Regions from separate parts of the Homo sapiens genome. Here region 2 is linked to region 1. A link is an interaction called in ENCODE POLR2A ChIA-PET data of the cell type or tissue named here. Cell type or tissue: PC-9. All regions are shown on one strand. Each heading gives the region's core, and the rest is flanking DNA. Links, peaks and the distances in the headings are about the cores only.

Evidence for each region. Peaks named below come from ENCODE experiments on the same cell type or tissue, not always from the same donor. Only the 100,000 strongest peaks of a DNase experiment are listed, where the experiment ranks them.
Region 2: POLR2A ChIA-PET joins it to region 1 with 9 read pairs; 1 of 35 experiments calls an interaction of 5 or more read pairs at or near these places.

What each region holds. Positions count from the first base shown.
Region 1 is chr4:178,194,083-178,201,782 of GRCh38, reverse strand. No RefSeq gene overlaps it. Among named protein-coding and RNA genes, the nearest start is that of LINC01099, 290 kb to the right of the region's middle. In PC-9, for the core only: no CTCF peak of the experiment used is centred there; no DNase peak of the experiment used is centred there; H3K27ac peaks cover 402 bases.
Region 2 is chr4:179,461,118-179,468,817 of GRCh38, reverse strand. No RefSeq gene overlaps it. Among named protein-coding and RNA genes, the nearest start is that of LINC01099, 1.6 Mb to the right of the region's middle. RefSeq lists enhancers at 2,769-3,357, 2,825-4,024. In PC-9, for the core only: no CTCF peak of the experiment used is centred there; no DNase peak of the experiment used is centred there; H3K27ac peaks cover 843 bases.

The DNA.
Region 1 (7,700 bases), core at 763-5,762:
ACTATACTGTCTTGCTTACTTTAGCTTTATAGTAAGTCTTGAGGTTGGGAAGTGTGTCATTCCTCAGTCTCTTTTCCCTTTCAGCATTTTGCTGGGTATTTTGAATCTTTTGCTTCTTCAGTATGAGGTGAAAAAGCAGAGGTCATAAGGAACATCTTCACCTTTTTCCTGATCTTGTTGGAAAAGCTTCTGTTTTCTCACCATTAGTTTTGGTGTGTGGTTTTTGTTTTTTTGTAGATATTTATCAAGCTGAGAAAGTTTTTCTCTTTTTCTGATTTGCTGAGAGTCATGTTCTTTTGTCAAATACCTTTCCTGATTCTATTGATATAAACAAGCAATTTTTCCTCCTTAGCCTGTTGATGTGATCAGTTACATTAGTTGATTTATCAATACTGAACCAGCTTTGCATATGTGAAATAAATCTTAGTCATAGTGTACAATTTTGTAATCTGTATTATTGGGTTCTATTTGTTAATATTTTGTCAAAGATTTCTGCATCTATGTTCAGGAGTGACAGTCATCTATAATTGTATTATCATGTAATGTCTTACTCTGGCTTGGGTATTAAGGTGATGTCTCCTAGAAGGAATTCATAATCTCTCAGAAGTAATTTGTCTTCTGGAAGAAATTGTACATAATTCATATAATTTCTTCTTGTATTAAATAACATGCTGCCGAATTCATCAATGAATCGAATTGGGCCTTGTGCTTTCTGTTTTGGAATGTTATTAATTCTTGTTTCAATTTATTCAATATGTGTAATGTTTATTTCTTCTCTTGTGAGCTTTGTTAGCTTGTATCCTCACAGAAATTGTTTTATTTCCTTGTAGTTATAAAATTTGTGGGCATAGAATAGTACATAGTATTGTATTCCTTTATTTTGCTTTTAATGTCCTTGGGACCTGTAGTAATGTTTCTCTTTTATTTCTTTTTAAATTGACAAAAAGGTATATATTTATGGTATAAAACCTGTTGTTTTGATATATGTATGCATTATAAAATAGCTAAGTCAAGCTTATTAACCTGTGTATTACCTCACATACTTGTTTTTTTGTGTGCAGTGACAGCATTTGCAATCTACACTCTCATAGATGTTCAAGTGTACAGTATATTGCTATTATCTGTAGTCACCATGCTGTACAATAGATCCTTTGAATTTATTCTTCCTATTTAACTAAAATTTGGTGTCCTATGACGAATGTCTTCTGAAAACCATGATCCTCTTCCTCTGAACCCCTATTTATTAATAACACTCTGTTTCTATGAGTTTAATTTTTACATTCCACATTTAAGTGATATCATGCAGTATTTGTCTTTCTGTGCCTGACTTATTTAACTTAATATAACACTGTTCTCCAGACTTACTTATGTTGTTACAAATGACAGAATTTCCTTCTTTTTTAAGGCTGAATAGCACTCCACTGTGTGTGTGTGTGTATGTGTGTGTGCCTATCACATTTTTTAACCATTTATCCATTGATAGACACTTACATTGATTCCTTATCTTCTTGACTATTGTGAATAATGCTGCAAAAAACATGGAAGTGCCAATATCTTTTTGACATATGTATTTCATTATATATATATATATATATATATATATATATATATATATATATATTCAGTAGTGGGATTGCTAGAGAATTTCATGGTTCTATTTCTAATTTTAAATTTTTGAAGACTCTCCATACTGCTTTCCATAGTTGTTGTACTAATTTATGTTCCTGCATTTCAAGTATTCCTCTGTTCCTTTTTCATTTTCTTCTTCTTCTGGTGTTACACCCTACATACATATATTATATCTTCTGTAGTTGCCCTACAGTTCTTGGATGTACTGCTATGGGCTTTTTTTTTTCATTCTTTTTTCTTTGCTTTCCAGTTTTGGAGTTTTCTGTTGAGATATCTTCAAGCTCAGAAATTTCAGTCTACAAATAAGTCCATCAAAGTCATTCTTCATTTCTGTTGCAGTTTCTGATGTCTAGCATTTTTAAAATTCTTTCTTAGAATTTCCATCTCTCTGCTTACATTGTTCAACTGTTCTTGCATGCAGTCTATTTTAAATCTGTTGGAGCCCTCTGACTTATTAATTGTAGCTGTTTTGTTTTACAAGTTTGATAATTCCAACATCCCTACCATATCAGGGTCTGGTTCTTTCACTTGTTCTGTTTCCTTAAACTATGTGTTTTTGCCATTTCGTATCCCTTCTTAATTTTTCTTGATAGCCAGTCGTGATATACTTAATAAAAGAAACTATTGTAAATAGGGCTGTTATAATGTGATGATAAGATATGGGGGGGTGCGGGTGGCCACAGGAAAAGTAGTCTTCGGTTCCATGACTAGGTCTCAGTCTTTCAGCAATTCTCTGCTTCTAGACTGTTAACTTTGTAAGTGCTTCTCAGTCACCTTCTCCTCATTAGTGGGACAGGCTGGAGGGAGCTGGAGATAGTATATTATTTCTCCTACATGGAAGGCTAGAGAGGGCTGGAATTGAGTATTTCCCTCCCTCCAAATTAAAAGCTAGAACCAACTGGATTTGGGTATTTTCCTTTTCTCAGGTCAGTTAGGTTTGGAAAACCCCAGCAGGTTAGGCTCTAATTCAATAGTTTTTCCTCTTGAGGCCAGACTTTGTTAAGAAGAGCAGAATGCTCTGGAATATTTCCAAATAGTTTATTTTCCCTTTCTTCTGCTGGAAGCATGAAGGAAATTGTCTCTGATATTCACTGTGAGAATGTGGTAAATCTCCAAAAGGTAAAATTGATAAAAATCTCAGGGCCCCTGATGACTGGATTCCCCCAGAGATTTTATCTCTCAGACTTGTCCACACTGAACTGATAGCAATTCATCAATCACAGTTTAGGTTTCCCTACCAAGGCACTGGTTCCCACAGAGGTTTCTATTTATAGGTTTCTGCTCTGGGAAGTTTGTAACCTAATCATAGAAGTGATATTCCAAGAATGCTGTCATATTCTATGTGTTAGAAAACAGTTTCTTGGTCCAGCTCACACTCAAGAGGAGGAAATTATACAAGGGTTTGAATACCAGGAGGCAGAGATCATTGGGGGCTATCATAGATGTCAGCCTACTTCATTGCTTATGATTTTTATTTTTCTTTTGTGTTCCTCTTAGTTTCTTAAGATTTCCCTGTGTGACCCTCAGGTGATCACAGCCTCTACTGATTCTTCCAACCTCTCTTGCTATCCCCAAATACCTAACCAAATGGCTGATAACTCCAAGAACAACTCTATTTCTGAAAAAAATTTTGGACAACTATGTCCCAAAGTAGATGAACATTAGTTATCATCCCTGGCTAAATCTAAAATTCTGCCTTTACTTCCCAAAGCACAGAAAGAGCTCCCTTATAGTTGACCTCAGGTTGTAACATTATGGATAAAGGGCTGTGTTCAATAGTAGTGTGGTTGATTTTATTTCATAGTTTATTTCTACATAATTTGTTTTTATTTCATCAACCTTGATTGAATATCAACAGTTTTGGTAATACTTTCAAGAAATAATTTCGTTTGAGTGAGCCTATTTCAATTTTGTATTCCATTTGATTATTAATTTTGACTTTTTTGCTTTTAATTTCTTTGGGTATATTGTGTCTTTTAGTTTTGTCTTGACTTTCTTGAGTTGGATGTTTTCAAATCATGTCTTATGAGGAGCAGGTGTCAAGGTAGATGTGTACAGGCAAGATCTATTCTGAGAAAATACCTATGAAGATTATGTGAGAAGGATCAGGATCAAGCAGAGAAGAACTTCAGATTATGGTACACATCTTACACCTGTGAAAGGAGAGTGACAGGAAGGAGGATTGGGTAAGGGGAGCTTCAGACTAAAGTACAGCTCTGGGACAGTCTCAGGCAGGATGATGGGAAACCTCAGAGCAAAGATTGCCAAATAGAGTCCCATATTGGGCAGGAACAGTCCCACCATCATACCACTGTCATAACGTTATTGGCTCTGAAAAGACCAGGGAGAGTGTGACCTTGAAGTGAATGTTGTGGCAGATAGAAGCATGAGACAGCTGGAAGCCAATTCCCCTCCTTGTAGGAGGTGTGCTTGGAGAGAAATATGAGGGCTACACCTCCCATCGCACCGCAATCGATCCCTTGCAACACACAGATCCTCTTTCTCAAACATTTTTGGAAAGCAGCACACATCTATATTTGTCATAGGCCTTTTTTTCATGATGGAAAAGTATTAGAGAGAGCTTCTGGAAAGAACTAAGCCCACATTACTGCAACTTGTCTTAAAGCTGTTATCTCACTTTTTAAGTGTGCCTTGTAAATACTGTCACCCTCAGTGATAGCCTCTTGATCTTACTGAAGAGTTCATATGGTGTCCTTGGTGGTCTAGCTCAAACTCCTATTCATGAGGAAAAGGAACCCTTGGTAATCAATTGTACCATTCTCAGACCTGGACTACAGCATGTGTCCATTCACTGCAACACTTGAACAAGTGAGTATCAAGTGGAGCCAATGTGGATCTCATGAAATTACAGTATTTCCCCTGGCCTCCATTGTGTAAAAGCTGCACTACTTCCTCCTGTTGATCAGGGTAAGTTGTCCTTGCCAGTTATCGTGGAGCCACTCTTGACTGTGAAGGATGAAGGGAAGATGAGTCAGAAGCAGGCTGTGAGAATCCAGCATCAGACTATCATGAAGCATTGACTTCTCTGAAGTGAGAGACTGATGAAGGAAGGATTAGGTAGTAGGAGTCTCAGGCAGGCCAGGTACACGGAGACAGAGTTTAAAAAATGCCTGTGCTGTGAAGGAATGTCTTGGGCAAGTATGGCCCAGCTCCAGCATCCCCGTTGTGTTCAGTCATTGTCTGTGAGAAGCACAGGGAAAAAGAGTCCTTGGCATAATACGGTGGGGGCGGCAGGTCCAACAGTACAGAGGCTGGAGTCTGTCCAGTACCTAATCTCCTTGCAGAAGATTCGCTTGAACAAGATCTAAGCAACACACTTCCATTGCCACCTCAGGATCATATCTATCAAGTGTTTAATTTTATTTTTTATAGATGTAGGCATTTACAATTCTAATCTCCCTCTAAATACTTCTTGCACTGAATCTTACCTGTTTTAAAAGTTAATACTTTTATTATTCTTCACGTGTATTTTCTAATATCTATTATATCTGTTACGTAGTTTTTTGTTTGTTTGTTTGTTTTCTTTTTGAGATGGAGTTTTGCTCTTGTTGCCCAGGCTGGAGTACAATGGCGTGATCTCAACTCACTGCAACCTCCACCTCCCGAGTTCAAGCGATTCTCCTGCCTCAGTCTCCCAAGTAGCTGGGACCACAGGCATGCACCACCACGCCTGGCTGATTTTTGTATTTTTAGTAGAGATGGGGTTTCACCATGTTGGTCAGGCTGGTCTTGAATTTCTGACCTCAGCTGATCCACCCACCTCGGCCTTCCAAAGGTGAGCCACTGCACCAGCCGACAGCCTTCTTAATAATTACACAGAAGCATTTTTTCTATTTAGATATATTTTATCTTTAATTCCTTTTAAAATCAGTTATATTTTGTTTAGAGAACATAGTCAATATGACATAATCCTGATTCTTTAATATTTGTATTGGGCTTGTTTGAATGTTAAATATATGCATGAAATGTGTATTTTTGAATTTTCAGGTTTGCCATTCCTTATGTGGGATATTTTATGCATGTTAATTTCATTATTCAAATATGTATGTATCTATAATTTTTTTTCTTCTGTTTGATCTCTCAATTATTGAGGGACTTGCATTTAATTCTTCTCTCGGAAGACGGATTTATTAAGTCTCCTGTTAATTCTGTTACTTCTAGTTTTACTTAATTTGAAGTTATCTTGTTATATATGTAAAATGCCCAACATATTATATCTGCAGGGTGAATTACACAGTTTAATATTATGTGGGATCACATTAATTCCTAGTGATACTTTTTGTTTAAATATATTTTTTCAAATGAGCTTTACAGTTTTTTTAGTTAGGAGATATTGGTGGTAAATTTGCTCCTGTTAAATTTTTAATATAAAAATTATTTTCTCTCAGCACTTTGAAGATGTACTATATACTCTGTCTTCCACTTATGCAGTTTGAAAATTATTTGTCGTAGTTTTTTGTACTTCTTATTACTTTTACAATCTTCTTTTTGGCTTCACTGTGGTACAGTTTCATGATAAATATTGCTAGTTGTAGATTAATTTTTATCCTGTTTGGGACCTGTGAAGCTTTCTGAATCTTAAGTTTAAAGTCTTACTGATTCTGAGAAATACTGATGTACTTTATCTTCAAATTTCACCTTCTTCCAATGTCTCTACTGCCAGCGTCTAGGACTAATTTAAAGTCACACTCTTACTGTACTCTTCTGCAATCTCATTTAAATTTCACATTTTAAATATGCTTGTTTCTCCTATATGCATTTAGGCTTATACCTTCAATTTTGTTTTTAAGTTTACTAATTCTCTCTTTAATGGCACCTCAACTACTATTTAAACCACTCATTGTATTTCTAACCTTAACACGGGAACACATACACACATAAATATATAGATCACTTCAACAAATTACATTTGTTTGTATTTTGAAATAGCTTGCCATTGTTGTTAACCTCTTTTTTTTTCTTAGTCATGGTTTGATATCTTTTATATTGTAAACCAATTAAGACACATATTTTGTATTATGTATTTTGTTGTCCAAATATCTTAAATCTTTGCAAATCTAGTGGTGGAATTTATTATTTATGTTGACAATAAGTGATGAGGACCAATGTCTTTCTCATTGATTTACTGATCTACTTTATTTTTCTCAACAGAGGTTCAATTTAGCTTCATCTTTGGAAACTGAGTCCTGGGCTGAGGGTGCTTTCCTTCCAAGATGAGATTTATTTGTTTCCATATTAACTCCTGAAAGTACTGCCAATACAAGAAACTTGCAAAATCAATAATTTGCTTATTTGTGGACCAAACGGTATTTTATATTCAGATTCAAAAATCACCTGATGATAATTTAAAATTCTCAGGCATTTGTTTTTTAAACACTTTACATATAGCTAGGCCTGAGACAGATAATATCCATTACCATTTCCATTTGTAGAGTTGTTATTTTTATTTTCTTGAGCATATTTTTTATTTTCCTCTAGCTGAGCAACAATATAGACTAGAGATGAAATGTGGACCTAGACGAAATGTGGACCTAGCAATCTAGGTTAACCTGGATGGCTGAGGTTGAAACATAATTCCACCATGTACTAAATATGTGATTTTGAGCAGCTTACCTAACTTTCTCTACTTCAATTTCTACATTCCAAAAATCTGAGTTATTATGGTTATTTGGGAGATTAACTGATTTTAAGTCAATTTTCTTAGAATGGTGCCTCGCATACTATATATGGTCAAACTTGTTAGTCATTCCCATATAATAATGATCTATTATTTTTGAGACTAGGCCTTAAAACTTTTTGATTCCTCAGAACCAAAAGTATTTTTTCCCACTAGTCCCTGTTCAGACATAAACTTCAAACTCTCCTTCAGTAGGCCTTAGCAGAGTCAATAGTTTCATCATTGAAATACCTCTCTGGATTTTCTCTAGTCTCTCAATTTTATCTCTTATGATTTCCTTTATTTTCCTTACAGCTAAACCATGGAGCTTAAACATATTTTTCCACATCTTTCGACGACCCTAAAGTGTGAAGTGTTTTTCTAACACAACAGT
Region 2 (7,700 bases), core at 861-5,860, 1.3 Mb before region 1:
TACTATTATCCACTGAACTTGCTTTATTTTCACTGATTAAAAAATATTGTTTCTTATAAATAGTAAATTTCATTTCCCTCCTAATGATCATATTTTGTTATTTCATCTTCCTTTCTTACCCTTCTCAAATCACAGTCTACATCTAAATTAATCTTTTCTGAACTCTTTTGTAAAAGGCATACCACTGTTATAACTTCTCCCCCTACCCCTGCCCAGAGAGTTAACAGATGGTTGAGAGCACATTGGGGAAAGAATTCTAACTTGAAGAGTGACCCCACTGTTAAATGCTGTGTTACTTAGCTTAAAATATGTATGTGTACTTAATTTTTTTCAATCAATAATGGAGTTTGTAAAGATAACAAAACTCGGAATAATCCAGTTTTGAGTGCTTCATCAAGCTCAGCAGTTTGTGACCTTACATTTCTGCCTCATTTTCCAGAAAATGTTCCTAGTACATTTCAACAGTGTTTCGATGTCCAATATCCCGTTCTCAAATGAGACAAACATTTTCAGATGATGGAAATATCATCTACTAGAAGGATAAAAACCAATGCCTTAAAATCACTTTTAAATGCAGCTGTATCCTTTACCCCCAACAGCCATGGGTCTGAGATAAAGGATCTTGCAGACCATTAAGTTTCATGTCTTTTCTCTGATTCAGCACAAATTCCTCAGCACAGGTGTTTCTGTAATTATGATACATTGGGAAATTCTCTGTGTTCAATGGCCCTCAGACTCACACTTCCACCTCATCAGTCACATGTCAGCCTAACTCCACCCTGTGCCCTAAATCGCTGGTGTCATTAAGAAGCTGCAAACTTCAGATGGCAGATTTGCAGCTGTGATGTATAATACAGAATATTTCATGAAAAATGTATGAGTAGAGATTTTTTTCTAATATTTCCTCTGTAGTGATCTGCCAGAACCATAACCATCTAGACATGTTTATTATACAGATTTTTTTAAAAGAGGCTTTCATTGCTCTTTGCGATGTGATGTTCCCTTGTTATTTCATAAACACTCCATTGATATTCTTTCTGCAACAAAGTGCTCTAACCTCAGGAACACAGCTGCTTCTTTCCAGTGAAATCTGTATTTTCAATCATAGAGACAGCTTCACCTTGATTTAACTGTAGTCTTTGGTATACTTTCTGATTTGCTAATCAAAACCAAGTAGTATATATTTAGTTAAGTGATTGAAATTCTGTAACAAATATTGGAAGCGTAGATAACCAGACAATTCTTAAAACCCATGTTAGTGAAGAATATGATAGTGCTTGAGTCACTGGACTCCATAATGAAATAACAAATATATATGAAATATTTAGCATTCTGGCTCTTTTCTCTGAAGTCCAATAGCATTCAGAGCCCTTGATGATTGACTTCTACTATCTTGTTTTACTATTTATTCTTTCATATATATTTACAAGCTCATCTAATCTCTTTGGGGGAAATAAACAAGCATATTATTTATGCCCCTTATGCTTTGCAAATGCTATGGTAGGTACTAAAATGTTTCCTCCCTCCCTCCCTTCCTTCTTTCTTTCCTTTCTTTTCTTTCATCTTTCTTACATGAATTTATTAACTACCTCTTCAGAACCCCAGTGAGTCAGGCACTGTGCACAGGGTAATTATCCTAATAATACAATGGTTTGAGAAGCTTTGTAACTCTATGTCACCTCTGTATTTACTGTGGACATCTGAGATTACTACGCAGATCCAAACATATTTGCAATCCCTTAAAAGAGAAATACACATACACACGGCAGACAACTCCGATATGGTCATAAAAGCTCACCACTGATATCAAAAATATGTCCAATAAGTGAGAAAATGTATTTCAAGTTATACACAACTGGTGGCTAACTGCATGATAAGTAGTAATAAGCAACATTTATTTTTGTTTCTTTTTATTTAGATTTTTCTTTTTTGGAACAGAAGCACATAATCTGTGAGTAGCTTTGATGGTGAGAATTGAGAGTAAATATCACACACAGAAAAATACAAATGCTTTATTTAAGGCAGATTCAAATCTATTCTAATTCACCTCCTATGGCAGACAGCATCATGACTCTCACACAGAATTTTAAGAAAAGTCTAACCGGTTCAGAAGAGTAATACTTAAGAGGTCAATTGAGCCATATTGTGCTTGACTAGGCACAGTAAACAAATAAGCAAACAAACAACAACAACAAAAAAGAACATAATTTACAAGAAAAAGTAATGGCTAGTGCTCTTATTTTTTTAAATACTGACTTTTTAGATAAAAATTTTGATAAAATTAGAGTCAGAGAAGTGACATCTTAGCATATATAATGGATATTATGAAATAAGATTTTGGCAATGATTATAGCATATTGATTCATTGTGAAAGAGTTATAAAAAGGACTATGTTTATGGATATCTTGCCTTATTGCAGTCAACATTTGGATTGAAAAATGTTAAATCACGTTTTTCATGTGCCTGAATTCAATCATAACGGATGCATAGAATCACTTTTGCTGAATGTCACCATCAGTTTAAATAACAATATAATATAAAAAACAGTGAAGAATGCTGGAGCTGTTTTATTTTGATTTCTGTTCCTGGGGCTCCTATTTCTTGGGCTTGTAGTATGCTCCAAGCCTTGTGCTCAGTGCTTTTCATGCCTCACCATCTTGAATCCTTTAATAAATCTATGAGATGGAATTTTTTATCCCAATTTTACGTGGAATCTCACAAAAACTGACATTTAGAGTTGTTTATTTTACCACACAATTTTCTTTATTGGCAAACTTGTGAGAAATTCTTCCATGGCCATAGTACCAGCAATAGGTATATTTGTCTTAGGAATCGGTATGTTTTTAATGATTAGCTATTTGTGTGAGAGGTTCAGTGTTTGTTGCATAGTTGTTAAAATGAGTGGAGCCAACACTGAAACAGTGTACCTATTATTTCAGAATTCCTATTTATTTTCATTTCATCTGAATATTCAGTCTCCATTTCAGCAAGTTCTTCAACTTACTTTTCTCCATTATTTTTACTTTAAGCTAGCTTTAAGGTATAACACAGTGTAACAAGGTAAACAAATGCATCTTATCCGATTTCATAAGTAAATGTATGAATATCAGATTTCTTTAGTGGCCTGAGTGGCCTTTTCTACTGTCTGGAAGGAGACTCTATTTAAAGTCTAAGCATTTAAAGACAAAGTATTGTGATTTAAATTAGCTTCACTTCCTCTGTGGTACGGTGAGTCAGCATTTTCCCTTCCTGGGTCTGATCACTCCCTGAGTAGGTAAGAGAAAGAAATATCTAAAAGGCCTAGGAATGTGGCAAACAATATAGCCTGTAAAACAGTGATTTCTTTGTACCGTCGGGACCACTGCTATGAAAACCGGCCTTAGAGGAAAAATGAGTTATTGTACTTTTACCTTAATCCACATCTTATTTTTGCTGAATTTGTCTTGACCCTTACTCTCCGGCATCCTAGCTCTATGATCTTGCTCAAGTTATTTCACCATTCTGGGCCTCAGATTTCTCTCTGGACGATGAAGAATAGTAGTACCTCATCACAGAGCTGCTGTCAGGACTAACAGGAGAAATCCCATATAATGTACCTAGAATATAGAAACCAGTCACTAAACGTAAGTGGTTGTCATCTTTATTGCTACTGCTATAATTATTAAGGAGTCTAGAGTTGTACCCCATCTTTAAAGGCATGATGGTGGATTTGTTCTCACTCTTCTGAGAGACAGCAGGTTTTCAGGAAGTCTGGGGGGAACACTTTCAGTATTCCTAATCAAGTTTCTATAAGGATACTATTTTGTTTTTAAACAATGAATTATAAATATTTGATTTATAAGGGCATTTATGCAAATCATGGAATTAGATACTCACTATGTACTGTTTGGCTGACTACACTGGATTTACTAGAATTCCACTGATTAATCCTCTCAACTTGAACGTACCATTTATGTAAAATGAGTACTCAAAATAATTGCAGTATTAGTAACGCAAATATGGGTTGCTTATTGATTTTCAGCTAAAGTTTGCAATCTCAATATATGGAGTTTTGGTTTGTTTTAATGACATTTTTCTTTGAAAGTAGATTTGGAGTGAAGCTCACTTAGCCTTCTATGATTTGTGTATTTGTCATTGCTGTTTGCCTTTTAGCTATAAACAACCGTGTGCATATCTGTACAGGAATTCACTTTTATTTCTCACTTTATTTTCCCTTAACAAACATGTGAAATGTTGCAAATTGTCAACAATACTAAACGTTTTATGTAAATTACCTATTTATTTATGTAAGTAATTTGATAATTTAAATCAGGTTTGAAAAAATCTATTTTCTATTTATAACAACATTTTTTAAATAAACATTTCACAAGTATTCTCTCACCAATTTAACAGTTTTGTAAGTTTAAATTTTAAAAAATCTGTCTTTTTTAATGTTAGGGAGAGTTGTAATATCTGTCAGTCGAACAGAGTCTAGAAAAAGAGAGTTCTGAGAAACAACACTAACTCTGGCAACAAAATTACTTATATGAGATGATTATTTTAAAGAAAAGTACATAGTAAAGAAGCAATTTTCTTCATTGAGGAAAAACTGATTTTTAAAAGAATGTTGACCCGAAGAACTTACCAGGAAGAAATAGCATAACTTGCTTTTCTTGTTACTGGAAGTTCAAATTACAGAGTGGAATTAGTCATTTGCTACATAAAAGATAAGCAGATCCCCCAACTTCTATCATTTATGGATTCTAGCTGGAGAGTAAATTTTGGTATGCTTAAAGAAACAAGTAATATTATTTATATGAGAAAATTCTTTCCAGTATATCAAACTAAGAGTTTCGATATTCAAAAGCATATTAATCAGATCATGAGTTTAAGAAAGCACTTATTTTTATACTATTTATAAAATGCTTATTTTTCAAATTTAGCAAAGCAAGTTTACATTCATTAATAAATGTCTGGTGAATGTATCTAATCATAGCTTATTTTTAATAAAATGTTAGCAATATGTTACACGAGAAAATAAAGGAATAATTGTCAAGCTACAAGGTATTGCTAATCTCCGGTGTAAACCATTATTTGTGTTTTTGCTACTTTGGTGGGAAGTGGGAAGTATCTGAAATTATGTGGCATAGAAATCCTGAGAACCTAATCCTTTTAGGAACATTAGATTTGTAATAGCAGTCTGATTGTTATCATCAGCCACGACATAAACAATATAGAGTAGATACCACAGTTTTCACTGACTTTTAAAATAAATTATTAATTTCATTCTTGCCTTACGTTCATGATAGAGTATTATTTTCCCAGTATCATGGATAGAAAAATTAACTTTCAGCAAGATTAAGTAATTTGCCAAAGTAATAGAAATAAACACCTTGGAAAGCTGAAATTTAAACTCAATTCACTGTGGCTCTGGAGTCTGTATATTTAATCAATACAGGTATTCTTTTTATTGCTTTACAAACCAGATGTTTTTAAAGAAACTCTGTTATAATATTAGTAAGTTCTAGAAGATATTGAAGGTATGGGAGTAGATTCATTAAATATATTAAAATCTCACACTATATTGACTTGGTGATAAAATAAACTTTATTACCATGAATGAAATAATGTTCCATGTTATATATATTTTGTTGTTTGTAAAGGGTAAGTGGAAACTTCCTTAAATATTATAGAATCAAATTAGTATTGAGTGCCATTTTAAAAATCAATACATTACTATATATCAATCAATCATTTCCTGCACTTCAGTACATAAGGGTCATCATCACCAAACTCTTTTAAACATATCTGTGAGTTTTTATAACTCTACCTATTTAGAGTGAATTTTAGGCAGGTCAAAATTAAAAATTTAATAAATACATTCTTTAACTCTTTTATTTTGAATATTTTCTCTTTATTCATTCACTATCATAATTAGTACAATAATTAAGATCAAACATTATTTACAACCTGTCTATTAAATTGTATCTTGAAGCATGTATGCTTTGTGATGTACTTTTCCATCTGAAATGCCATAAGGTAGAATGGAAGATTTGTATGCATAAATTAACACTTGACTGGTATGGAGTAAGCCATTTAATCCTACACCTCAAAACCACACTACTGTAACTGTCGTCTACAGTTCTGCATACTCCACTAGATAAAAAATCACCTGCAGGAATTTTTTCTTATGATTTGTAAAATATCTATAATACTGACTGGTCATCTGTTGATGTACCATAAATGCTTAGTAATTGAAACGAATGCATGTCTCCTATAACATTGGCAATACATAATATATCCTGTAAGTGAAACAGATTTTAAAACATTGGCAATGCATAATATAAATAAGTATATGAAAACACAAACTACTTTAAATAAAGCATTATTTTAGTTCATGGGTTACTGATTTTGGAAGAATATTGAACTAAAGTATTTTACTTGGAAGAAAGAAAAGAACTTGCTTTTGTCATTCCTGGAAGCACTAATCATGGGATAGAATCAGTTATTTACTGTATACAATTTTCCTATGAGATATAAAGGGATGCTGGGCAGGTGAAGATTTCATTGTCCAAAAGGCTATTTGTAAAGTAGTTAAAAAATCAGAATAAATATTGAGTTAAGATATTTATTTATTACACATAATAATATTCCACTTAATAAATTTTTATTGGTTCCTCGGACATTCCCAAAAGTCTATCATCACAATATAGCTGAAGTGATGTATTACAACATTTTGTTAGGTCAGTGTTTAGGGTATAGTAACAACTGCAATACAACTGCAAACTCTACTGTTTACGTATCACTTGAATAACATATGCTCACTGACCACCTACGAACTTTAGAAGATGTGATTGTTCATTTATCATGATGCATATCTGTTATTTATGTAGTGATGTGAAGACTGAAGAGCTAGCAGTAAAATTCTGATAATCAATAATACCATGACAACTCTAACGAACAATGTTGGTGAAGAGACCAGTGTTATTTTACTAGAGCATTGTTTCTAGACTGGCACCAACCAAGCTAACAAGGGAGAAATCTTCTTAGTAGCTAACAATCATAAACAAAACAGACTTTTTTTCATTAATATGAGTAGATGTAAACATAGAACTTGTAGTGAATACAGGCAGTTCATGCTTTGCACAGATATGGTAGTACTTAAAACTGTACAGGCAGAAACCACAGAGAGTGATCCTAATTATCAATGGAAAAATTCATGATTATTCTTGACTTTAAACATTTTTGTCAGATCATAAAAACTTCCCTTCCTCTAGGTTATAAAGGTATAGGAAAATGGGAAAATCATGAAAGTAATATTACAGAATGCACTGTGATTTAAGACATTAGAAGCGTAGAAAACTAAGTAGAGCATATTGTCATGTGCCTGTCGTCTTAGCCCAGGCAAGATAAGTGAGGCTTCATAAAAAAAAAAAAAAAAAAAAAAAAAAAAAATTATAGGGGACTGAAGTTGTTCTTTTGTATTTTTCTTTTTTTACTTTTTGCATAGAAACTTAAAAATAATTTGAACAATGCTTGCTTTTTTCTTTTCATCATAAAGATTATAAACAGAGTGAATCATTTCTATGCTTGATGAATTGTCATATCGCTTTCAAAGTATGGATCAGCTTCAAACTATCCTTTGCACTTTCAACATCATGAAATATTCCAGATCATTCCTTTAATGGGAAGGTTTTGCCAGTGTCACTTCCTCTGGTATG